Regions from separate parts of the Homo sapiens genome. Here regions 1, 2, 3, 5 and 6 are each linked to region 4. A link is a loop called in an ENCODE intact Hi-C map of the cell type or tissue named here. Cell type or tissue: K562. All regions are shown on one strand.

Evidence for each region. Hi-C counts contacts between places; a loop is a spot of excess contacts. Peaks named below come from ENCODE experiments on the same cell type or tissue, not always from the same donor. Only the 100,000 strongest peaks of a DNase experiment are listed, where the experiment ranks them.
Region 1: it touches region 4 in a loop (5-fold over the local background); 3 of 110 quality-filtered maps call a loop at or near these places.
Region 2: a loop joins it to region 4, with 9 times the contacts of the local background. A loop is called at or near these places in 18 of 110 quality-filtered maps.
Region 3: it touches region 4 in a loop (2.3-fold over the local background); 9 of 110 quality-filtered maps call a loop at or near these places.
Region 5: it touches region 4 in a loop (3-fold over the local background); 3 of 110 quality-filtered maps call a loop at or near these places.
Region 6: it touches region 4 in a loop (10-fold over the local background); 31 of 110 quality-filtered maps call a loop at or near these places.

What each region holds. Positions count from the first base shown.
Region 1 is chr4:79,039,976-79,043,975 of GRCh38, reverse strand. All of the region lies in intron 2 of LINC01088 (long intergenic non-protein coding RNA 1088), which reads right to left. Among named protein-coding and RNA genes, the nearest start is that of LINC01088, 70 kb to the right of the region's middle. In K562, a CTCF peak has its summit at 1,700 (motif pointing left); a DNase peak (open chromatin) is centred at 1,675.
Region 2 is chr4:80,219,289-80,223,288 of GRCh38, reverse strand. No RefSeq gene overlaps it. Among named protein-coding and RNA genes, the nearest start is that of PRDM8, 24 kb to the right of the region's middle. In K562, a CTCF peak has its summit at 1,957 (motif pointing left); a DNase peak (open chromatin) is centred at 3,418.
Region 3 is chr4:80,264,631-80,268,630 of GRCh38, reverse strand. It overlaps FGF5 (fibroblast growth factor 5), which reads right to left and starts at 1,967. Exons shown (of 3, transcript NM_004464.4): 1 at 1,452-1,967. The coding sequence starts at 1,806. RefSeq lists an enhancer at 1,741-2,272. In K562, no CTCF peak of the experiment used is centred here; DNase peaks (open chromatin) are centred at 1,650, 2,120 and 2,910; H3K4me3 peaks cover 1,862 bases.
Region 4 is chr4:80,334,620-80,338,619 of GRCh38, reverse strand. It overlaps CFAP299 (cilia and flagella associated protein 299), which reads right to left and starts at 2,890. Exons shown (of 6, transcript NM_152770.3): 1 at 2,741-2,890. The coding sequence starts at 2,851. RefSeq lists an enhancer at 2,749-2,898. In K562, CTCF peaks have their summits at 1,794 and 2,659 (motif pointing right); DNase peaks (open chromatin) are centred at 1,809 and 2,909; H3K4me3 peaks cover 1,410 bases.
Region 5 is chr4:79,914,869-79,918,868 of GRCh38, reverse strand. The region is part of intron 16 of ANTXR2 (ANTXR cell adhesion molecule 2); the gene reads left to right. Among named protein-coding and RNA genes, the nearest start is that of PCAT4, 89 kb to the right of the region's middle. In K562, a CTCF peak has its summit at 1,507 (motif pointing left); a DNase peak (open chromatin) is centred at 1,498.
Region 6 is chr4:78,950,499-78,954,498 of GRCh38, reverse strand. No RefSeq gene overlaps it. Among named protein-coding and RNA genes, the nearest start is that of PAQR3, 13 kb to the right of the region's middle. In K562, CTCF peaks have their summits at 237 and 2,437 (motif pointing left); DNase peaks (open chromatin) are centred at 248 and 2,418.

The DNA of each region.
Region 1 (4,000 bases), 1.3 Mb after region 4:
ACTATTTTTAAACCTACATCCTAATTACCTTTCAGCCTGTCCTAATTGCCTTTAGGTCAAGGGCACGTGGGCCCTGGCTTGTTTTGAGCACAAATTTAATAGTTAACAGATGCTAGAGGAAGTATGCAGAGAGATCTGTGGAAAAATTGATTCCCATTTGATCCCAGATGGGTTTAAAGACAGCATCCACAGCTATCAACCTATGTTTTAAAGCATCTGCAGCACTGATAGCAGTAACTGCCACAAGAACCATTAAAAAAACAAAACAACTAATGGTTGCATATAATTTTTAAGATAGGGATTATGAGGAAGAACTGTGGGGGAAAATAAACGTAAGACTCATTACTCCTTAAGATGGCAAGGAAGAAAAGTCCTACCCATCGCAGGTATAAATTGTTGTGGACTGATATCAGGTGTCTTCTGTAGGCTTTTTGAAGAACAGCTCTTTACAACTGAATTCTATCTTGAGCTAAGCATTCTCTTAGCAAGGAAAAAGAAAAAGTCAGGTCAAACGATTGATTCCATTTCTGAATTACAGAGGGTTATTGATTTTTCATTAAGGTTCCTGTGCTGCCCTCAAGAGCAGGGAAAGAGAAGGGAAAGTAATTCATTGATCAGAGCGGAGGGCCATGTTCATTTATTGGCTTCCTGCCACATCCCATTATTACCGGTTCTAAATGTATATTGAAGCCAGTTTATTTTCATCATAGCCTCCTGTCATCAGAAGTGTCTCCGAGTAACTATTAGTTTAATCATCCTTTTCTCACAATGGTAATGAGTGATAATATCCAACGTGATCCTGGATTCATAGATATTATTCATTGGATTGCAGCGCTGCCCCTCACAAAGCTCTAGTTAAGGGTCTGCTGATGCTTTCATAGTCTAAAAGACATAATAGCTTGAGAATTTTTAAATACATGTATATATTTGAAATAGAAAAACTGTAGTGCTTTCACCATCGTTTTATTTATTTTTTAAAAAAAAATCCTGAAAGATTCACGTTTGTTAACCTGTCAATTACGATAACTTTAGGCAGTGCAAGAAACCCATCCAAATCAGGTATCATAAGTCTACACCAGGACACTGGAAACCAATCCAGAAAATCATAAAGCATGTCCAGAATAAGTCATGTATTCCACTGAGTACACTAATTTTATTTGTGGAAACAATCTTGAATTAGTTTATGCGTCTTGACTTACATTTGAATTTTTATTTTACATATTAGCAAACTGAGGTCCCAAAAGACTGAATGGTGCAGGATCACCCAACAGAGTGGCACCGTGGGGACCAGGACTCATGTTCCCTGGCTTCCCAGTCACTGTTTGTCCCGCAATACCATTCTAATGATCTGTCATCCAATTTCAGGTGATATTTATAATGCATAAAATGAGAAGCTGATATTGACTTTAATATCAAATCCTGGAAATGCTACTAATGCTTTTTCTTTTTCCCCATCTCCAGATAAAAACTACTGCCTGTTAAGTTCTGCCTCACACCTAGGTAAATTAATCAGCTGCCCACATTGTATAATAAGAGTGCCTACTCTTCTGAGTGGATTTTCCCAACACCCTGTGAGAGGCAGGAAGAATTCTCCCATTTCATAGATAATTTGGCCAAGGCTACATGGGAAATAATTTGCAGAGCCTGGACTCAGATTCAGGCCTTCTCAATGATGAGGGCTTTTTCCACTACCCTACAGCTCCCTCTGGTGCTGAAATTAACAGTGGGAACTATTAAAAATGACTATGAAAAACTATTTTAAAGATGTATCCCAGTAAATTGAGCTAGAAAATACAGTAGAATAAAATATCTTATTCAGAGTAGCAATCTATACAAAATGCCTATGAATAACCATGACAAAAATATGTATGGAACTTATCTGACTAAAAATAGACTACTGAAAAAAATGTAAAATAAGATCTGACTAAATGAAGAAACACAAAATACTTAAATATGTCGATTTTTTCCAATGTAACATTTTGGAAGAAGGTAGATAACATTATTCTAAAATTTCTCTGGATGAAAAATCAACACACACACAAAGATATTTTGGAAAAAAAATTAATGAAGGAGCACTCAGTCTATCAAATATAAAAATGAAATTTAAAACCTCAGTATTTGAAACTAGTCAAGAACCTGTGTAAAAATTAACAATTGGAAAACTATTACCTATTTGAAAAAATTAAATTTATCCAATTTAATTTTGAATGCTCATTTTACAAGGTGCACCAAAATGTATTTTAGATAAAGAGTTAAATATTTTGGGTTTTTTAAATACTATAAAATAGGAAGAAAATAAAGATAAATATTTAACTTATGTAACTGTTTTATCAATATAAAACCAGTAGAAAATGAGAAAAAATAGATTTTACTACATTAAAATTTAAAATGTCTATTCAAAACATCACAAACTACAAAAATTAGAGATGCAAATCACACACACATGCAAAAAATGTTCTATCTCACTAGCATTCAAAAACATTGATTAAAATAACATAAAATTTTTATCTACTGAATTAACAAGATTGTTTTAGATAATAATAATCAAGACTCTAGTGAGACAGATGCTATCATACTTTTGATGGGAGAATAAGTATTTCATTATTTTAAAAAATATGATCTTATGCCCCTGAATTTGTATTTCTAGAAATTTAGCCTAAGGAAATGACCAGAGATGTTTTTAAATATAAATGTGTACAGAAATATTATTTATAAGAGCCCAAGAGGGGAAATAATCTAAGTAAAAATAGAGGTACTCTTTTTTTTTTTTTTTGAGACAGAGTCTCACTCTGTTGCCCAGGCTGGAGTGCAGTGGTGAGATCTCAGCTCACTGCAACCTCTGCCTCCCGGGTTCAAGCGATTCTCCTACCTCAGCCTCGTGAGTAGCTGGGATTACAGGCGCCCCCTACCACACCCAGCTAATTTTTGTATTTTTAGTAGAGACAGGGTTTTGCCATTTGGCCAAGCTGGTCTCGAACTCCTAACCTCAGGTGATCCACCCACCTCGGCCTCCCAAAATGCTGGGATTACAGGCGTGAGCCACTGCGCCTGGCCAAAATAGAGGGATTTTTAAATCGGACACAACCATATGATAAAGTAACACAAAAACATAAAAATCATGTTTGTCTGAACTTTTATTTAGGTTTGGGGATGCACATGCAGGTATATTATATAGGTAAATTGTGTGTCATGGGAGCTGGGTGTACAGATTATTTTGGCACCCAGGTAATAAGCATAGTACCAAATAGGTAGTTTTTCAATCCTCACACTCCTCACTCTCTCCAACCTTAAGCAGGCCCCGGTGTCTGTTCTTTGTGTCCATATGTACTCAATGTTTAGCTCCCACTTATAAGTGGGAACATGCAGTATTTTGTTTTCTGTTCTTGTGTTAGTTTGCTTAGGATAATGGCCCCCAGCTCCATCCATGTTGCTGCAAAAGACATGTTCTCATTCTTTTTTATGGCTGCACAGTATTCCATGGTGTGTATATAACACATTTTCTTTATCCAGTCTACCATTGATGGGCATTTAGGTTAATTCTATGTTTTTACTATTGTGAATAATGCTGTAATGAACATATGCATGCATGTGTTTCCATGGCAGAACAATTTATATTCCTTTGGGTATATATTCAGCAATGGGATTACTGTGTCAAATGGTAATTCTGTTTTGAGTTCTTTGAGAAATCACTAAACTGCTTTCCACAATGGCTGAGCTAATTTACATTCCTACCAACAGTATATAAGCATACATTGTTCTCAGCAACCTTGCCAGAATCTGTTGTTTTTTGACTTTTAATAATAGCCACTCTGACTGGTGTGAGATGGCATCTCATTGTGGTTTTGATTTGCATTTCTCTAATGATTAGTGATGTTGAGCATAAAAATCATATTTTGAAGGAAATTTAATAATGTGGGGAAATGCTCATTCATAAAAAGAGAGAGAGAGAGAGAGAAACATTGTGGGACCAAAGTTATAAAGACTGAAATAGCAATGGGAA
Region 2 (4,000 bases), 120 kb after region 4:
TCAATAAACATAAGAAAAGAAGATAAACTTAACTAGTACTAATAACTAGGAAAATGCAATTTCAAATGTGAGATAGCATGAAAATAAAAAATTTAAAGCTTTATACTGAATGCTGGTAAGGGTGTAGGTTGTCTAGTATTCTACAAGCACTGTTAGGTGCAGCCACTTGAGAGAGCTATTTGACAGAATCAATAAAATAAATGCCTCTTCTTTATAATCTAGCAATTATATCACAATATGTACTGTAGAGAAATGCTTGATCATGTATACAAGGATATACACAGCCACATTGTTTGTAAGAGGGAAAAAGTAGAAACAAACTAAATGTTCTTCACTAGAAAAATGGGTTAACTATGGGTACATCCATTCTCAAGGACAGTATGTGTAGTTAAAAAAAAAATGGGAGAGATGTATAGGAAACAACACGTAGATATCTCCAACATCTATTATTGAATAAAACCAAACACATACGAGAAGTTGTTCAGTGTTACTTTTTATTTAAAATACCTGTGTACACAAAACAACAAAATACTATGATATATATTCTAAGTGAACACACATTTGAATGTGAGTGTTTATCACAAGGTCTGAACAGGTAACACTGTTAAAATTAGTTATTATTTGTAAAACAATTTAAAGCCCATCTGATGTTTTAACTCTTTTTTCAGATAATAAATATATTCTTCAATAAGGTCTTTCCAAAAGTGGCACAAATTATGTTAAAGTAGCCTTTGTTATAGTGTATCTAGATAGGTGAGTGATAGATGAATGACATAAAGCGATAGATATTCCTTGGAAGGTAAGAATAAGCCTCTGTATGTGATTTTCCTACTAATGTCCCTATTCTATTGATAAATGAGATATCATACTATTTCTGGGTTTTAAAATGGCAATTTTGTTAAATTTTTTAAATTACTGAGAAAATACTTTAGAATCAATGTAGTTATGGATACAAGAAATATATGTGGGCGTTTAGGAAGCCAGGACACCCGTAACCTTATTCCAGATGGCCTAATAGTTTACACGCAAGACTATGTTTGAAATGCTACTTTTTATGCACAAGTAGTGAAACTAACAACGTAATAGCAGCTTGTGAACATTTTCATGCTAGTCAAAACCTCAAATGTAAGGAAAAAATGATAAAATGTCCTTTATTTATGTAAAGTACATCAGGCATTCACACTTTAGAAATATTGCTTTTTAAAACGTGGTTCAAAACAGCTCTAATGGATCACCAGGGAAAAGATGATGAAAACAGAGATTCAATTCAACAGGTGTTAATGCTGTGCATTTTTCAGCAGTACTGGTGTTTGCAGCAAGAAATAGAAATTAAACGGATACTTCTAAGTCTTAAGAAGGCTGCACATCCTCTGGTTCTTTCATACTAGTATAACATTGTAAAGTCCATTAAAACTTTAGGAAATAGACGTTGCTAGTATTCAAATAATAACATTTAAGTAAGCAAAAATAATATAGATTTCATTAGGTACTTAAGAAGGTCATTTAAAATGTCACAATAGAAATTATACTTAAAAAATAAGAATATGTGACCTCAGGAAGCTAGGTGAGGTGGTGTGCACCTGTAACCCAAGCTACTCCAGAGGCTGAAGCAGGAGGATCTCGAGCCTGTGTTCAAGCCTGTAGTGTGCTATGATCATACCTATATGCATTCTAGCCTGGACAACATAGTGAGACCCCCATCTTGAAAAAAAATGGAAAAAAAATTAATTGTGACCTCAGGAAATAAGAAAAAGTTCTTAGGAGTATTATTAGAAGGATTTTAGAAAAAAAAACTTTGAGAAATAGCAGAATTTTTTTTTTCTGGAAGGAAATAAAAGTTCTAACTCTGTGAACAAGGACATATAAGAAAGACACAGTGATGAGAATCTAGGTTGAATTTTTCAGTTATTAAGGAAAATAAGTTGAAAAAGTGACCTCTAGTGGGCTCTTAGCTTCACTGATAAAGTAGGCTCTTTTCATGTTTGAATAAATATAAGTTTTTATTATAAATATAAATGGCTAAGGGCATAGAATCTGGATAACATATTTTAAAAACACTCTTAGTAACATAATGTATTTATTTGGATTGCTTTCCAAATTTAAAAATCATTGCTTCAAAAGGATTTCACAAATTATCTTAATATGATCTAATATGTTTAAAATAAGATAAACTGTAAAAACTACTTTTCACACATGGCATGATATTTATTGGTCAAAAATGCATTTCCAATTGGCCTATGACAGATACAAATTAGATTCCTGAGAAATGAGTGATGGAATCTCATCAGCACATGCATTTCTGGGACTGATGTTTCATTTCTTTTGCCTTTCATATAGCTGGTCTGTGGCACACCTCTCCAAGACTGACCAGACAGCACATGCTGGTTTCCCGAATTCTAAAATAAGATTAATCCTCTGCAGCAGTCCAGATCCTCTGCTGCTGAACAAGTGCCATAAACCAGCCCCAGTTGCTTCCTCACTTCAGGATCTTAAAGGAAATCTATTTACAAAGCTCACGTTGAAAACAAGATGTTGATTTATGGCGGTGTAATGAAATAGTAAAAATAGAAGAGATCTTCATTAAGATAAAGATGCAATTTCTCTTAAAAGGCATCATAAATTATGTTTTTTTTAAAGATAGCTGTCTTTTCCAAAGAGTAAAATAAAAAGTAAGATGATATTTATTACAGAAAATGAGAAATATCTTCACAAACTATGTTTTCATTTAAACATAAAAATCCCAAGCAAGTTCTAAAGAGCATGTGGAAATATGCTGAAACATCTTGAACTATCATTTTATTCTCTTCCTAACATAGGAAAATTGTCATAAGGTTAGGGAATTTTTTAGAAGCTGAACTTTATAGATCTTCCCCAACTAAATATTGTCGTTTTATAGTATTAGTGAGGTTTCAGTAACTGTTGAAAACTTCTGCTAGTTCAGCTCCATACTTACTTGGAGAAATATGAATATAAAATGGGGGTGTGTAAGCTTAGTATTACTTTGATTTACTTTTCATACATACTTCAAACTTCATTCAGACAGAGACTGAATCAAACAAGGATTAAAATTTACCCTATTCTCCATGATTTTTTTACTTCACTCTGTTGTAAGACAGAAACTACAAAACCATGAGTTTTTTTGTCATTATTAATAGCTACTTAGATTTTGATTATTCTAGGTCCTTTAGAAAAGAAGAGCTCTGAAAGATTATTTTAAGGGATTAGCTGGTTTTTCTCCAAAGTCATATAGATATTTGAAAATATTTTACATAGAATCATTTTTAGGGCTTTCATAGGATAATATGCCTTTATTCTTTTAGAATACAGATTCCTTAGTGACCATTTGACGACTTGTCTCACTAGTGGATACAACCGCTCAGAATGCATCTTGCATCCTTTAGTAGCCAGCTTATCAGGACCTCCCATGCTGCTCACTCCAAGCATGAGTGAGCAAACAGGTCTGGCTGTGTGCCCTAAAGGCCAGCATTCCTGGGCTCCACCAGACCACCAGGGAAGGGAACTCCTGAGTGCTGAGATTCCAAACGAGTCTGGGGGAATGGGTTTTTACTCAAGATGTTTGGGGAAAATAAGGACTCTATTCTGAGGAGTAGAGGAGCCCATGGTTCACATCCCAAGTTGATTTGTCTTAGTTAATTTTCCACCTACCAGTTTCATGAAAATGAACAAGCTGTATCCCAGGACATCTCCTTTCATAGTTTCCCAACATCTTCTTTACTGCACAGAAAGAACACAGGAAACACCTCTCTTTTTATTCACAAAACAAACAAAAGGGTTTATAGCCCTAAAGTTTAGAAACCGCAAGGCAATGGAAGATTCACAAAGACCTACAGAGGAGGATTATGAAAATAATATATTCAATATATCTAGTGCCTATCAGCCTATCATTTGACTTGGACTTCCATATTTTATCTCTAATCTTTACCACAACCATATATAGTTGTCAATATTCCAGTTTACCGGGAAGAAAACTGAGATTCAG
Region 3 (4,000 bases), 70 kb after region 4:
CAGGTCTTCCGCATTAGGCCCCCTTAACCCACCGGAGGAGGCTAGCCAGCCTACCGCCTTACCCACTTGCGCGCCTCCGACCCCCCTCTGGAGACTGCTGGCTGCCAAATCTTCAGACCGCCGGTGGTGTCCACGCTCCTCTGGAGCCTGTGTAAGAAGGAGCCCAATGGCCCGTGGAGTCTTTGGTCTGAGATGGAGCAAGTTAGGAACATCTAGGAGCAACCAGGCTGACACTGAAACCAGGTGACTGTGAGCGCTGCTGTCTCCTGGCTACATTTCCGGTCTCCCTGGGTACCTGACAGGCCCTGGCTGGGGCTCTGCCTGGTGGACCAACCCGCGCTGGAAGAGCGATCTGGCCCTACTGAGCAAAAGCCCCACAGAGATCTCCCCACTCCTACTCACAGCCCCAAACCGTCCCTGCCCCCAGCTGCCTAGAGGCAGTGAAGAGAAACCAGAGGAGTGGCTGCGATGGTCTGGAAACATAGATGGGGTGGAAGGGAAGAGGAGATGAGAAAGGAAAAAAGAGAGCGTGCTGAAAGAAAAAACTCAGAGGGAAAATTTAAAACTTTGTTTATAAAAAGTCCTACAAAATCTGCACCCCTACCAAATTTAACCTCTGCGTTTCTTCTAAAATAAGGAACTTTCCCCTAACTGTTCTTGGGGACCAAAGGCTGGCCACTCTCCTAATACGGTGTAGTCATGGTCTCAAGATACTAAACATTGTTAAATCCAACTCTGGAGTTAGTAATTTCAATGTTTATCATGTCTCCCTCTCTAAACGCGTCCAGTTTTCTAGAGCACAATCTTCTTCCAAGCAGGAATGTCTGTCTGGTGTCCCCTAGTTATCTATCTGTCTGTCTATCTATCTGTGTATCTATCTATCTATCTATCTATCTACCTATGTGTATACATTGTATACATAGACTTATATACATATATACATATACATATACAATATTAATTTGAGGTTTATGGTAGCGGATGGAAGAGGGAAGTATTTGGGATTTGATTCTTCTTTTCAAAAAATAACTTCAGTTATGGATAGGGAGAAGGGCTGCCTTTGATGCCTAATGAAAAATGCCAGGCTAGTTCATAAGCAGAAGGTAAACAAATTGAGTGAGAAGAAATGAGTTTTTTGTTCTCTCCTGTCATGGCTGGGGACTCGTCTTTGAGGCTAGAGCAAACTGAAAACAAGGTACCCGTCTGGGCACCAGCCTCTAGGTAACATACACCTGAGAAATCGCAATTCCTCATGCCCAGGAGAGGGGTGCGTGTGCGCACGCCATATAGATGCATCTCCACCCAACCCGCCCGGCTGTTTCTGAGTATCAGCTTGGTCCCAGTGGCCTGGGCTCAGGAAGGTGAGCCTGTGTCCCGGCGAATACCTGCTGTCCCTCCCGAATCTTCCGCGGCCGCCTAGGACGGGTTTTGTAGGAGAGCGAGTAACTTACTTAACATATTGGCTTCGTGGGATCCATTGACTTTGCCATCCGGGTAGATCTGCAGATGGAAACCGATGCCCACTCTGCAGTAGAGGCTGCCGGTCCGGCGCCCCGAGGGGCTCCACTGGAAACTGCTCTGCTCCAAGCCACTTCCTTGGCTGCCCAGAGAAGCTGCGGGGGAGGAGGAGGCAGAAGAGGAAGACATAGCGCTACTGCTGCTCTGTCTGCTGCTGGAGCCTCTAGGGTTCCTATCAGTGGCAGCGGGTCCGGGTTGCCCTTTGGGGGCGAGACGCTTCTCCCCGTGAGCCCAGGCGCTGAGGATCAGGTGGCTGAAGAAGAGGAGGAGGAGGAAGGACAAGCTCATTCTTCCAGCCGCGGGGGTCCTAAGTGCATCTTGTAGGGCTGATTCTGGGCTCTGTAGCCCCTGTGCGGCTGCGTGCCTCTGGCTCTGCCCGCCTCGCCGCACCGGGTGGACATAGCCTCGGGGAAGAGAAGGGGAGAGGGGAAGAGAGAGGCCACCCGAGCGGATCTCCGCGCTGGCACCGGGATATTTATAACGCCAGTGATCTCACTGCTCCGTGCACGCCTGCGAAGCTTCCCCTCACCCGCGGCTTTGTGTACTCACTGGCCGGTGCGGGGAGGGAGCCTCGCGGTCCCGGGGGCGGGGGATGTGAAGGAGGGAGGAGATCCGAGCGAGTGAGTGGGAGGAGAAGCTGGGCTGAGAGAACCTGCGCCCCGGACGCTGGGTGCGCCCATACCAGGGCCACGCATCCCAGCAGTTCTCTCGCGTCGCGCGGCCACCCGGATTCCCCGACTAGGACCAGAGCCGCGTGGAAACGAGCTCGGCGTTAGCAGCTGAGTCCTCCAGGGGCAGCGATAGAAACGGAGGGTTGAAATGTGGAAATGGGTCCTTGTCCTCTCCCACCTCTACAGCACACTTGTGACTGGGCAACGCACTCTTGCCCCCCAGGACACGATTTCCAGGTTCTCCTCTCTTTGCCCTGTAAACCCTGCTATCTCGTCCTCTCTCTGGGAGCCCTTGGAGAAATGCGTCCCACCAGGAGATCCCACTGCTTCTACGTCTTTCGGCGTTGGAAAACCAAACAGGGATTCGCAGCCCAACTTGGGAAGCCTTTGGTGTGGCGCGGTTCGGGGAGAAGGCTGTTTTTGCTGTTATTAGCGATTTATTAAAGAGCTAAGGAATGGGTTTATTCAGCGTTTAAAACGCCACCCTGAGTCATCATGCCACGACTGGAGCTGCTTTCTTGTTGGAAACTCTCGGCTGCGCTGAACATTATGACGAATTTGTTTTTCCTTCTGGGAAGCTCTCCGTCTGTATTCGTGAGAGTGAGGGCACACGCACCCCCGCGCTCCGACCGGGGAAAGAGAGGCAGCGGCTGGACACCAGCACATGTAACTGACCGCCCAGTTGTCCTCTTTCGCCCCAGGATCCCCGTGGCAGGAAGGGTTAGCTAACTGCTCGCTTTAGCTTACCCAGACCTGCCATTGACTGAGGGACCGACCTCAGTGAATGATTAATGACGTGCGCGCTGGATTTCAACCTCAGGAAACCCGAGAAGGGAAAATTTCCTTGAGAACAGAGAATTTCCCTGTACGGGCAACGTCCCCAGACTGTTATTTATCTGGGAAATACACCTGACTTGCATGCTTGGAATGTTTCTGTCTAAAAACATATTTGAAACTTTAAACTAAGCTATGATACATTATTCATTGGTTATTTTAATGAAACGGCCCGTGCTATTGACTGATAAGGTCAATTCAGATGAACCAAGGTTGAAGCTAAGAAACGGCCTTACCCATTATTGAGTACCTACTTAAGGTTTTCCATCTCAATAATGAAACGCATATAAAACAATGCAGATTTTTCAGGTTTGGAATCTTCCACCGCCAGAGTAACATCAAAGTACTTGTAAAACAGAAGGTTACCTGGAAAGTGTAGTAAAACCACTGTGATAAAGAAAGAGGACATCACACATAGATGTGCATAACATGGGCACACTACATGAGATACTGTCCAGAGCTGAACACACCCCCTGTCCACTGTTCTAGGCTCAAGTTATATACTTCTCCCTTAACTAGGGTGGGTAGGCAGATCCTTACAAGGCAACCCTAAAAGTAGACATTGAGAACAGTCACAGTATCTCTCAGAATGGTCTACTTGACTGAAATCACCTTCTTCTGGGGAGGATGATTGTAGGATGGTTCTGAACCTGGGTGCTGTTCCTTCTTCAGGCAATGCCCTGAGGTCTGTGGCAAAGCTGTCAGGGTTTAAGCCACATTGATGCTGCTGAATGCCATTTGTAAGTTCCCCCATGCCACGCAAATACACAGCCCATTCCTCAAGTGACGAAGATTCTCCAAAGCAAATCCAGCTGCTTGTTTCTCCCTTTCCTTTTCCCAAGGAGTCTGCTGAAAGAGGAGGAGAGTGGTTCCTGCCCCAGCTGCACTATCAGCCCCCTGTCTAAACCCAGGAGGTCAAGAGGACTCTGGAGTCCAGTTTCTGGAGCTGTTATCAGCCTCTTGTCTTTGCTCCCTTC
Region 4 (4,000 bases):
CAGATAATCAGATGAAAGTATAGATAACTCATAACATTTTATATACTTTAGGAAACTTGAATAATCTAGTCCAACTGTTTCATTTTGTAGGTAAAAAATGGAATTTCAAGTTGATTAAAAACACAATATTGCAGAGTTAGAACCAAAAAAAAATCTTGTGACTCTAGCCTCTTCTAACTAAACATGCTACCTCTAATTTACAGTTTACAATTTGTTTCATTCAAATAAATTCAAGAGATCTCTTGTATAACATTGTGACTACAGTTAATAACAATATATTATGTTCTTTTAAAATGTCAAGAAAATAGATTTTTAAGTGTTCTCACCACAAAAAAATGATAATTATGTGAGGTAATACATATGTTAACTTGATTTAGCCATTCCACAATATATATAATTTAAAACATCATGTTGTATATGATAAATATCGACAATTTTGTTAGTTAAAATAAAATGTTTTAAAAGTTGTTCCATTCAAATCAAAGTCAGTTACTGATGATGATGATGTGTGTGAGAGAGAGAGAGAGGAAAAGCACAAGTATCAGCTCACTTAGCATGATCCATGATTTGTGAAACATGCTTGCCATACTACTGAAAGAATGCTGAGGAGTCTACTTGTTTCTGTGTGACCTAAGTGCACAATGAACTTACATCCACAGAAAGTATTTGAGAATGTAGATCTCTAGAAATAATAGCACTTTAAAAGTTGTCACTAATCAATCCAAATATATACATATATATGTAAACATATATATACCTGTCTAATTATCATTATTCAACTAAATCTTCATCTTACTTTTTATGAAAGTACAACAAAAATAAGCTTAATCAATGCCAAATATAAAAGTAAATTTCTTTGTCATTTCCCCAAATATAATTACCACCTTCCATTTTGGAAACCTTTAATGAATTCTGATTGATGGGCTGGGTGTGGTGGCTCACACCTGTAATTCCAGCACTTTGGGAGGCTGAGGCCGGTGGATCACTTGAGGTCAGGAGTTCGAGACCAGCCTGGCCAACATGGTGAAACCCTGTCTCTGCTAAAAATACAAAAATTAGCTGGGTATGGTGGTGCAGACCTGTAATCCCAGAAACTTGGGAGGCTGAGGCAAGAGAATCACTTGAACCTGGGGAGCGGAGGTTGCAGTGAGCCGAGATGGGGCCACTGCACTCTGGCCTGGGCCACAGAGTGAAACTCTATCTCAAAAAAAAAAAAAAAAATTCTGATTGATGAAACACAAATTATTAATTTCACATCTGTAATTAATATTAATGTTTTAGGTCCATACTCACATGAAGAACTGTGCCTTAAAAAATATTAAAACCTTTCTTAATAATACTAGGTTTAAATTTGCCAATCTTCCACATATGCTACAAAGATGATTTTAGTCTATCAAGATGTTTATAGCGTATATTTCATTTTTTGTTTATTTAAACATTCAAAAATTTAGATGTAAACATTGTTTAGCAGCATTACTTTTTCAGTGTCTTGGATGCAAGGCATAAACTGACTTTTATGACTTTAAATATATTATCTGTATAATGTTTTAAAATTTTGCTTTTGAAGCCAGGAGCTATATTGGAAATACCACCTACATTTATTTTTTAAATGTACTGAAGAATAACACTTTTGAAACCTGTAATCCATATTTAAGTGAAATGCCTCTGTAACCAATCTTTGAAGTCCAAAAGTGTCAATCCACTAAAATGCAGTTACCTTGTTGCAGTTCAGAAGTGTGGGGAGCTGGTGGCAGGATGCAAATCCTTCCCAGACTGATGTGGCTTTTCACCACATAGTGGCGCCTGTTCTCTCTGGCCTAAATAGGGATAAGGCATTTCTGGGTCCTGTGGAGAGCACGGCCGACTCTCCAGGTGAGTGTCCATTCAGTGGGCCTATCCGGGAAGTTTGGCTAGGAATATACTGGGACTTTAGGAGCCATCGTCCGCCTCCCAGCTTCCTAGCACTGATGACTTGTTAATTCCTGCGCGTCCGGGTTCTCCCGTGGCACAGGACAAGAACTCCACTCTGTCCCCCACCACCCTGCAGCGGGGGTAGCTGGGGAGGGGATTGGCTGTTGGGCAGAGGAAAGCAACCCATTAGGTCCAGTTTCGCTCCTTTTTTGTGTGTATATTTTTACTATCAAAGTTAGTTGTGATCATCAACTCGATAAACTTGAATCAGGAATATGTCTGCACAACTACCTGTAATGCGTCTCTGTAATTAAAGTACTTTCAGAATCAATTAGTGTGAGGTGGAAGTTCATGAACCCAAACGCCCAATATAACACCAAATACACTAGGTTGGTGTAAAGATGCCATCTTCTGTTCTTTAATATACCAATTGGCAAAGCAGAGAGAAACAGGTGTCTGTCCTAGATCACAGCCGGAGACTTCTCAGCAGACCTCCTTCCTCACAGAGAGCGGCTTTGGAATGGGAGTGGGCTGGGAGGAGGCAGGGGAGGCCAAGAAGCACAAATTCATGGCTCCCCAGTGTGAGTGTGCCCGCGCGTTTCTGCGCTGGGTGACTCTAGGGGCCCAAGTTCTGTCCGGACCGGGGAGCGCGGGGCGGTAAGGACGCGGCAATTCACCTCGCCAGCGGCTTTAGTGTCGCGGTCCCGAAACCGCGGCGCCTGACAGCTGAGCTGTCCAGCGCCAGGGGGCGACCAGCCCACGAAGCGGGAACTCGAGGAGGGACCGAGGGACGCGCGGCGGCGGCTACTCTGCCGCGCTCCGCCCTTACCTCCAGGTAGTACAAGTCCACAGTAGTGATCTGCGAGTCCAGGAAATCTTCATAGGCGTTGAATTGAGTGACAATATTGTCCAAGGCCTTCAGCCCCTCTTCCTGATCCATTGCGGTATCCTCGGCCGAAGCGTCCCTAGCAACGGAAGCAGGAGGGCAGGGTCAGGAGGCTCCACCCACTTCGTTCCTGCCAATCAGTTGAAGCCGGTGTGAGCTTTGGACGTTAATCCCACCCCCCGGCGGTTTGTTGCAGTTTCTGTCTTCTGCCTCACTCCTGTGAAAACTTTCTGGAATTACCCACCCAAGTTCAGGTCGGATACCCATCCACCGACTCAGGCTTCAGTGAACTGTTGAGCAACCAGAGAGGTGCAAACTGCAATCCAAAGTTAAAAAGTATGACACTGCCTACATACTTAGACAAAATATTAGGAATTAGCTCCCAATTGCATTCTAAAACAATGTTATGCAAGACAAAAATACCGAGACATTTTGCAAAAAGACTGTCTCAAAAACAAGTATATCAAATGGTGTTGTGACAACGACAATAATAAAATAATGATTTTGTTAAATTATTTTTAAAGTTATAACAAAGGTAAATTATTGCTAATGTTTGTGTACAAGAAGCAATTTATGAAATTCCCAAAGGAAAGAAACTCAGTCAAAAAAATGTCTTTGCAGACCTTTTTTGGCACCAAGTTCTTGCACTTATTTTACTATTTTAGCACAGTGAAAAATTTTGCTGTGTTGAAGCTGCCCTTTTTAAAGAATAAAATATCTGTGAAATCTTATTAAATAAAGTCTTTCACTAAAGATTTTTTGTTTTCTTCAGAACAGTATTGTGTTTTTAAAATATGAATTTAAAGTAATCCAACACAACAGCTGGCAAAATATGTTCAGAACCAATCTTTGGATTTTAATATTTTACAAACCATCCTTGGGAATTAGCATATAATACAATGCTAAGCCTTTAATTGTTGCTCTGTAAGTACGTTTCTAATTCATCTTGAAGATTTTCACAGATTTGCTAACAAAATTTTAATGAAAACATCTGGTAAGATACTTCATTTCAGTTAGCTTTCCTAATTTAAAAAGTTCATCTTAAAAATTAGGATGTCATGACTTGCAAATTTTAAGTGATATAGACACAATATTTAGGATGCTACTAACTTGTTTTTTTGTTTGTTTAATGAATGTATTCTGACATGTTTTTAAAGATATTTTGGGCCTTATTTTTGAATGCAATTTAATTATTGAATTTGG
Region 5 (4,000 bases), 420 kb after region 4:
ATATGTTATGAATTCAATATGTTATTATTTATTCCTTTAAGTAATAGTGTCATAAAAATTTATTTTCTTTATTTATATTACTTGTGTATTTAGTCACATATTTACTATTCTGTTTCTCTATTTCTTCCTGCAAACCTGAGCTTCCATCCCCAGTGTCTTTTTTCTTCTGTCTCAAGAACTTTTCGCACTTGTTAAAAGCTATTGTGGATAAATGATCTCATATTTTGTTTGTCTGAGAATGTCTTTAGTTTTAAAGGGTATTTTCTCTGAATGGAGACATCTTAATTGATATTTTTCCCCATTTACTATTTTAGAGTGTTCCATAGCCTCGTGTCCTTCATTGTTTTTTAATAAAAAGTCAACTGTCGTGCTTATCACCATTCCCTCTTTATATCTCATTGTGGGGCAGGGTAAGGGGAAAGAGTTATGCTTTCATGACATTCTTGGTTTTCAGAAGTTTAACTCTATATTCCCTGGGTTTCTATGTATTTATCCTTCTCATGGTTAACTGAGTTTCTTTGATCTGTAAGTTTGTGTCTTCTATCAATTCTAGGAAGTTCTGAGCATTTATTTTTCAAGTAGTTTTTTAGCCCCATTTTTTGTCCTCTCCTTATGGGACACTTATTACTTATATGACAAACCATTGGATATTGTCTCATAGGGCTCAGATTCTCCTTAGTTATTTTCTTCTTTATTTTTTAATTTGAACAATATCTATTCTCCTACCTTCAAATTCAGTGAGTGTTTCTTCTGCTGTGTCCGTTCTACTTTAACACCAATCAAATACATTTTTTATTTCGGATATTGTATATTTTCTCTTTAGTTTTGGTATCCTATTATTACAGTTTCTTATTTATAGTTTCCATCTCTTCTGATGTTCCCAGTATCTTTATGCATGTTACCTGCCTTTTTTGCCAGATCTTTTATTATTTTTATCATAGCTATTTGAAGTCCATGTCTATTAACTGCAACATCTAAACCACCTGTAGATTTGCCTATATTATCTGTGTTTTCATTGATTATGAGTCATACTTTTATGCTTCTTTGTGTGTACCATAATTTGTAATTTTATACTAGATATTGGGAATTAAAAAAGAGACTCGTCTGGTAACGTTTACCCTTAGAAAAGCACATACCACTTCCTTTGTCCTGTTGCTAATCTGTAGTTAAGTTTTACTCTTACTTATTTTTAGTTCACTAGTAGCTTTCATGAATTTGAGGATAGGATTAAGGATTTGCCTTCAGTAGAGAGTTATCTCTATCTCTCTTGCTTTTTCCATTACAGTTCATCAGCAAGCTTGTAAAGTTGCAGCGGAGGTCTCTTTTGTCTCTAACTGCCACAGTCCCCTTAACTGGCCAAACTTTCTGTACCTTGGGAGACCCACTTTCAAACTGATTTTCTGCCTGCAGACTTGGACTGGCCAATGACTTGCAATCTGAGAGGGCCCCATGAGTTTTGGTGGGATACTTCTCAGTTCTGCTTCCAGGTTTCAGCAGGCTGCCACCTTGTGGTTGGGGAAGGCTCTGGGTCCCTCAGGGCTATTTTTTTTTCTTTCCTCTTGCCATGTCCCAAACCTTCAGTGGGCTGCTTCTATTCCCTTTGAGAAGGCTCCATGTGCCTTTGGAGGAGGAAATATTTCTCTACCCTCTTGCCTTTCTCCCAGCCTTCAGTTGACTACTTCTTGGCTCTCAAAGAAAGCCTCAGATACTGTGGTAGGACCTCTCCACACCAGCTTTCCTGCCATGTTCTATGCTTTTGGCAGGCCTCCGCCTTGCACTTAGTGAAGTTTATTTTAATTTGTTGGGATTTCTTTTTATTGTGTAACTGTTTTTCAAAAGTCAAACATTTACATGTTTGTATTTAATAGCATATAACAAGATATATTGAAATTTATCTCATTTACATTCTTATTCAGTCTACTCTGTACCTCTCACCTGTTGCTAACCAATTTTATTTTCAAACGAATTATTTTTTTCTTTCCCTTTAAAAATTAAGCATATGTTAATGCCAGTGTATCTTTCTTTTTTGTAATATAAAAGATGCTATAGTGTGTATACTATATGCTCCTTCATTTTAACCCCCTTCATAAATCCTGTTCATCACTCCACAATGGTGTATAGAAATTTTCCTCATTCTTTCTAACAGATGTATATTATTTATAGCATTCCATTTTCTATCTGTATCTTAATTTATTCGACTTTTCTCTTCCTGGTGGACATTTGGATCATTTTCAATTTCTTGTTAACACCAGTAATGCTACAATATTCATAAATTGCTTTCTGTTTTTTTATTGCTTTAAGGTCATATTATGAGAAATTTTTTTACTATTGATTTAAGATCTATGAAATGATCTGTATTCTAATTGAGATTAGAAAGCAGAAAACAATTTCTACATTATCTACTATGTGCCTCACAAAATAAATGTTAAGCAACTAAAAAGGTATATAGAATTCTGTCCTGATTATATCTATATCTATTTATTAATACCTTTGGGGCATCTACCTCCCATTTTGACTTATTAGGAAGCACAAAAGAAGGTATTTCCAACAAAGATTTTTATAGATATCTATATCTACATCTAGATATGTATCTTACTTGGAATTAATAATTTAGAAGCATCTATTTCATCTTATGAGGTGTGGTTTAGGTGTACCATTAACTGCCAACTGTATGCCTGAATTTCAACAAATATTTAAAAATGGGTATTTGCAAAATAAATATTAACCATATGTATAGAGTCACTGAAATTTTGCAGGTGCCATGACAGATTAAAGATACTGAATAAAAAACATTTAAAGGTAAATTTTTCAGCCAAACTCAGAACTTCTCTTCATGACATCTACTGAATATCCATATGGTGCGTGGTCTCTACTGTAAAATTGGACATTTATAGGTTGAGCTTCCATTAGAAAAGAGTATGTGGAATTTATATTTCAGCTCAAAATTTTGCAGTTTTATTTAGAGCAAAAGATAGCACAGATTCTTTATGTATATATATATATATAGAGAGAGAGAGAGAGAGAGAGAGAGAGAGAGAGGGAGAGAGACAGAGACAGAGACAGAGACAGAGAGAGAAAGATGTGATACTACATGCCTTTTCTTCAGTTCTGTATCTCCATTTGCTACAGAAAATCTCTACTCAAAATGGCTATTGTGTTCTCAAGTCTCTCCTTATATCAGTGATTTCCTGGACCTCTTGATTTGTCTCTGTGTCTATGCGTGTGGATGCTTTGTATACAATTTTAAATTTGAAACACTCTTTACTGTCGTACACAACATGAAGGTTTAGTAACCTTTTTTTAGAAGTGATTTATAAATAAATCAGCTAACTGTGTTTGAAAAGTCTAAACTAAAGTGCAGTTGTTTGCTTCAGCTTGTCAATGGATATTTATGAGGTGAGCATAATACTATAACAGTTATAGCAGTGAAATACATCCTGTGCAGATAGCTAGTAAAGGAGCTCACAAGCGTTAATGCCAGTGGAATTTTAATGCTCAAGAGATGGGAGACATGACACTTGCTCTGGTTAATGCTGCTATTACCGGCCATGGTGAAAATGAGACAGTGAAGTCAGTTTTAAATATTGCAGTGGAGTTGGGGTCTCTATACCTAGGCAACAGCAAATATGTCAGTTCCTACTGTTGTCATATTTTCACCTCTTGGTTTATTTAACTGCAGAGTAGTAATGTAATATCAGACATTTTTCTTCAGGGCATCTCCATTCCCTTCTTACTTATTATGAGGCTCATGAGAAGGTTTTGCTAGCAACAATTTCTGGGAAAATGTCAATAAGCTTCCCACTCTAAGATATACTAATCATTGCCTGAAAATTATTTGAGTGAAGTTAAAGATTCCGATTGTGAGTTTAGCCTTTATTATGACCAGACTTTTGTTTCTGTCATATCCTTGGTACATTCTGTATCTTCTTATACAGAAGAAAAGTGTGTAATAGAATAAAGTTTCCACACAGAGCTGTGCTCTTTGTGATGAATTGAAACT
Region 6 (4,000 bases), 1.4 Mb after region 4:
AAAATCAGAAGACTTCGGTTCTAAAAAATCAGTGCTGCCATTCACCAATCATGAAATAAATGGCCATTAATATTGGTGGTGGTTGTGGTGCTAGTTCTGGCTCTGGTGCTGGTTGTGGTTGCTGTTACACTGGTCATGGTTCCATCCATTGATTCCAAAGGATACCCTAAACTTTCCCAAGTCTCCTCTTCTGAAAGTCGGCCTCTTTCATGTATATTGTGTGCCAGCATTGCCCCCTACCAACGATATGTTGCGTTACAGCCTGCTCAAAAAGATTGTTTTTCCACCTGTTCCTGCTGAGGCATGACTCCTCTAAACCTGAACGGCCCCGATTTCTAGTCTGGCATCCACCTCTAAATAGCTGCAGCACCTAGGACAAGCCCTCTAACTAACTCTCTGCTTGTGAGAACGTTCCAGGCACATATGTAAAAGTGAGGCTGCCTTTTCTCCTGTACTGCCTGAGGTAACATAGAGTGATTCGTGGGTAGCTTCTTGAATTTTATTTCAGCAAACATTTAGCAAGTGCTATTACGTGCTACATACTGTGCTAAGAGCTGGAGGTATGAACATGAATGAAATATGGCCCCTATCCTTAGTGTCCACGGTGTCTCAAGTTTGTATATGGAAATAACATTTTGTTTGTATATGGAAAAGAACATTTTCTTTCACAAGTTCATTTGTTCATGTTAACAGACGAAAAAGCCATGGGTGTATGCTCAAGGAGCTCACTTATTAACATTTGGTTTATAATTTTATACAAGAACAGAAGTGAAAGGTGTTTTTTTTAATCTTTGAGTGAGTCAATACACATCTACTGAGCATTTACTATTTACAAGGCCCTAGGCTTAATACCAGGGATTCAAATAAGATGGGAACTACTTCCAAGATGATAGGAAACAAGTTACGGAGCAGTGCAGTAACTGCTCTGACTGTTCAACCACCTCTTCCAGGAGGATTCGAGGAATTCTCCTCTGAGGAAGGACACTGGATCAGATCTTAAACAATCATTGCTTGCTAGTACGAAGGAAAAGAGGGTGGCCAGAAGAGACCAGACAGATGTGGGTAGGAGGAGGACAAAGTTACACAAGAGATCCTGACTGCGCCAGCCCTTAATCCAGAAGAAAGAAGCGTGCTGGAATTTAGAGTTCCCTTAAGCAAGCAGTGGAGACCTTATTAAAAAGCACTAAACTTAGGGGGATTCTCAGATCATCTTTACTGAATAAAGACTCTGGGGATAAGCTTTAATTAATTGAGAATAAAAAGAGTGGGAGATCACTAACGATATCCCCAAGTGGAAAAGGATAGTAGTTGGAGGCCAGTACTAAAATCAGACTTTTAATTTGTGCTCAGGGAACTGCTAGCTCCTGAAAGCACTGTTTTCTCATGGTTCTGAAGCTTTAGTGAGGGCAAGAATGACAGTTTCTTTTAAATCCTTCATAGTCTGGTTATGCAGCTGGGAAGAAAGGCAGGTCTAAGATTTTGTTTTATTTTTGTTGTTCTTAACATACATCCTAGTGATTCACAAGCAGATGATCAATAGATCATACTCTAAGAAGCAGTGCCTTATAGCGCTATACACAGGCATCTGATAAAATAGGTAATACCAATTCCAGAGCTCTGAGCTATATAATTCTAAATGTTTCACATGTGTGCCAGACAACTAGATGCTATCACTGGAGGTGACATATTGACTTGCCGGAGCCACATAAGAGCTAAAAATGTTTTACACATTTGCCCAGAAGCATAAAGAAAGCTATGCAAGCACAAAACAGTGTCTTTGTAAATACCGTGGAATAGTAATAACGAAATTGCTATTTCTGGGCATGTTGTTAATTCTGCTTTACCCATCTATACCTGCAGGTTTCCGAAGGCCTGTACTCAGCGCTAGCTGTGGCCACACTGTGGAAGGAAAAGCTGAGTCCCAGCTGGACCAGGTGAGCCTGATGAACAGTGGCCCACCCAGGAACCAGTCAGATTTCACCAGCTATTCATCTCGACAGGCTCAATCACCCTGGGCCCTCCAAAAGAGGAAAGATGAGCCAGAGATTAGGTAGAGAGGGAAGTTCAAAGTGAAGCATAGGGGAGGGGAAGAGCTATTTATCCATCTTCTGAGCTGAAGCTTGCCTGTCAAAAAACATTCTTTGTTTAGTTTTCCTGAGGAAAATAGAACAGCAAATTATGTTCCGTTATGATAAAGATAAAGACAAAGCTGCAAAGCCATTGAAAAATTTTGTGAACTTAAGTTTCGTATTTTAAAAACTCTTTAAATTTCTAATGGGCTGGATTATTCATATTTAGGAATTTCAAATCATATATAGATAATTTTTTTTTTAATCATAGTGTACCAACCTTAAAATCACTCATTTCTCATCCCTATCTCAGTGTAAGGCTCAAGTCCAGAGCGCAAGAGGTGACAATTCTGCAGGAGAAGAGTGCCATCTGCAGGAGGACTGTATAATAACTGACAAAATCCTCAGAGTTAATAAAAATGAGACAATTCATTAGTGGAGATTCCACACTCAGCAAGTTGTCTGGCATACAGTAAACTCAATAAATTATTATTGTTATTTGCATGGTAGTAATTATGGCAATATATAATTTTGCATTGCATCTCTTGAAATTGAAAAACAAAAACAAATCAAAAGCCCAAGGAAGAAAGAACCAGAGGCTATTCAGATTATTCAGATCATTCTCCTGGTTTTCATAGGAACCCCTCCAGATATGTAAGAATCTATACCATTTTTAAAGATCTTACAGAAGGAAATTCCACAGCCTCTTATATTCATACCCATGGCTCTACAAGCTTCAGCAGGGCCAGGGCCAGGAAAACTTTGTTACATAAATTTACTTTGGAATGCTCTCCTTCCGCCCCTTTCAGAATCGATACCAGCCCTCATTTTAGAACATACGTTCTTTCATCTGTTCAATAAATATTTTTTTGTGCACCTGCTATGTCCCAGGTGCTGTGATATTTAACCTGCATACAATGGTGAACCCACCATATTTCCTGTCTTTCAAAAGTTTACAGCCAGTTGATCCTCTAAGACTCCAGGATGCTCCTGCTTCCTTTTCCCTGTCTCCCACCTCCTTTTTCAGCTCCTCCTTCCTTCTTCCTTATAAATACTTCATGCTAGGAACTTCCCACAATCCCCCTTACTCTCAACAAAACTAAACTGCCTGTGCTTTATTTTCTCAGGGTTCTAACCTAGGTAGTGACTAGCTAATCTGGTAAATGATTTCACGACAAATGCTAATTGATCTCATCACCAAAGTAATTTGAACACTTTTTCATGAGGTATTTCTGAAGACACAACAATCATTTAGGTCTCTGTGTTGGACTAATGGAGATGATCTTCTGAGTTAGGCAGGGCCTTGTGGTGTATGTGGTACCTGGTACTCCAAAGAGCAGAGCCAACCTTGATTTTTTTGGTTTTACGCCATTATTTCAACCTATTTCTCAATTTGCCACAATAGAGTTAAAGAATTCTATTGAAGATGTACCCAATCATCTTTTACTATAGAGTAGCTCCTTTAAATTCTTGATAAATGTCTCTTCTCATTCTTTTCTCTGATACAAACAGGCTCCCAATAATAATTCAAAACACCACTGAAAAATGAAACATTATGTTAACTTGCATTTTTCATCTTTTATGCATATTTTCCTAAATTTTACACTGCAAATAGATGATGAAGCCACCACTGAACTTCCTCAATTTTATAAGTTCAAATCAGATATGAGATTATTGCAAGCTACTACTCCTGTCTGTTATAAGAGGTGATTTCTACTATTAGTGGTTCCTGATGCATTTTCTTAACCATTCTGCAAGATGGTGTTTGTTTAATTCTGGGCTCTGCAAATGGTGGTCCTGTTTCTGACAGCATTTATTAAAAATAAAAATACATCAGCCCAAATTAAGAAAAAATCCCTTCATTTTCTTGAACTGGAGTGTATATATTCATACCGAAGAAAATATAAGAAAACAAGTAATAAGAAGATAGG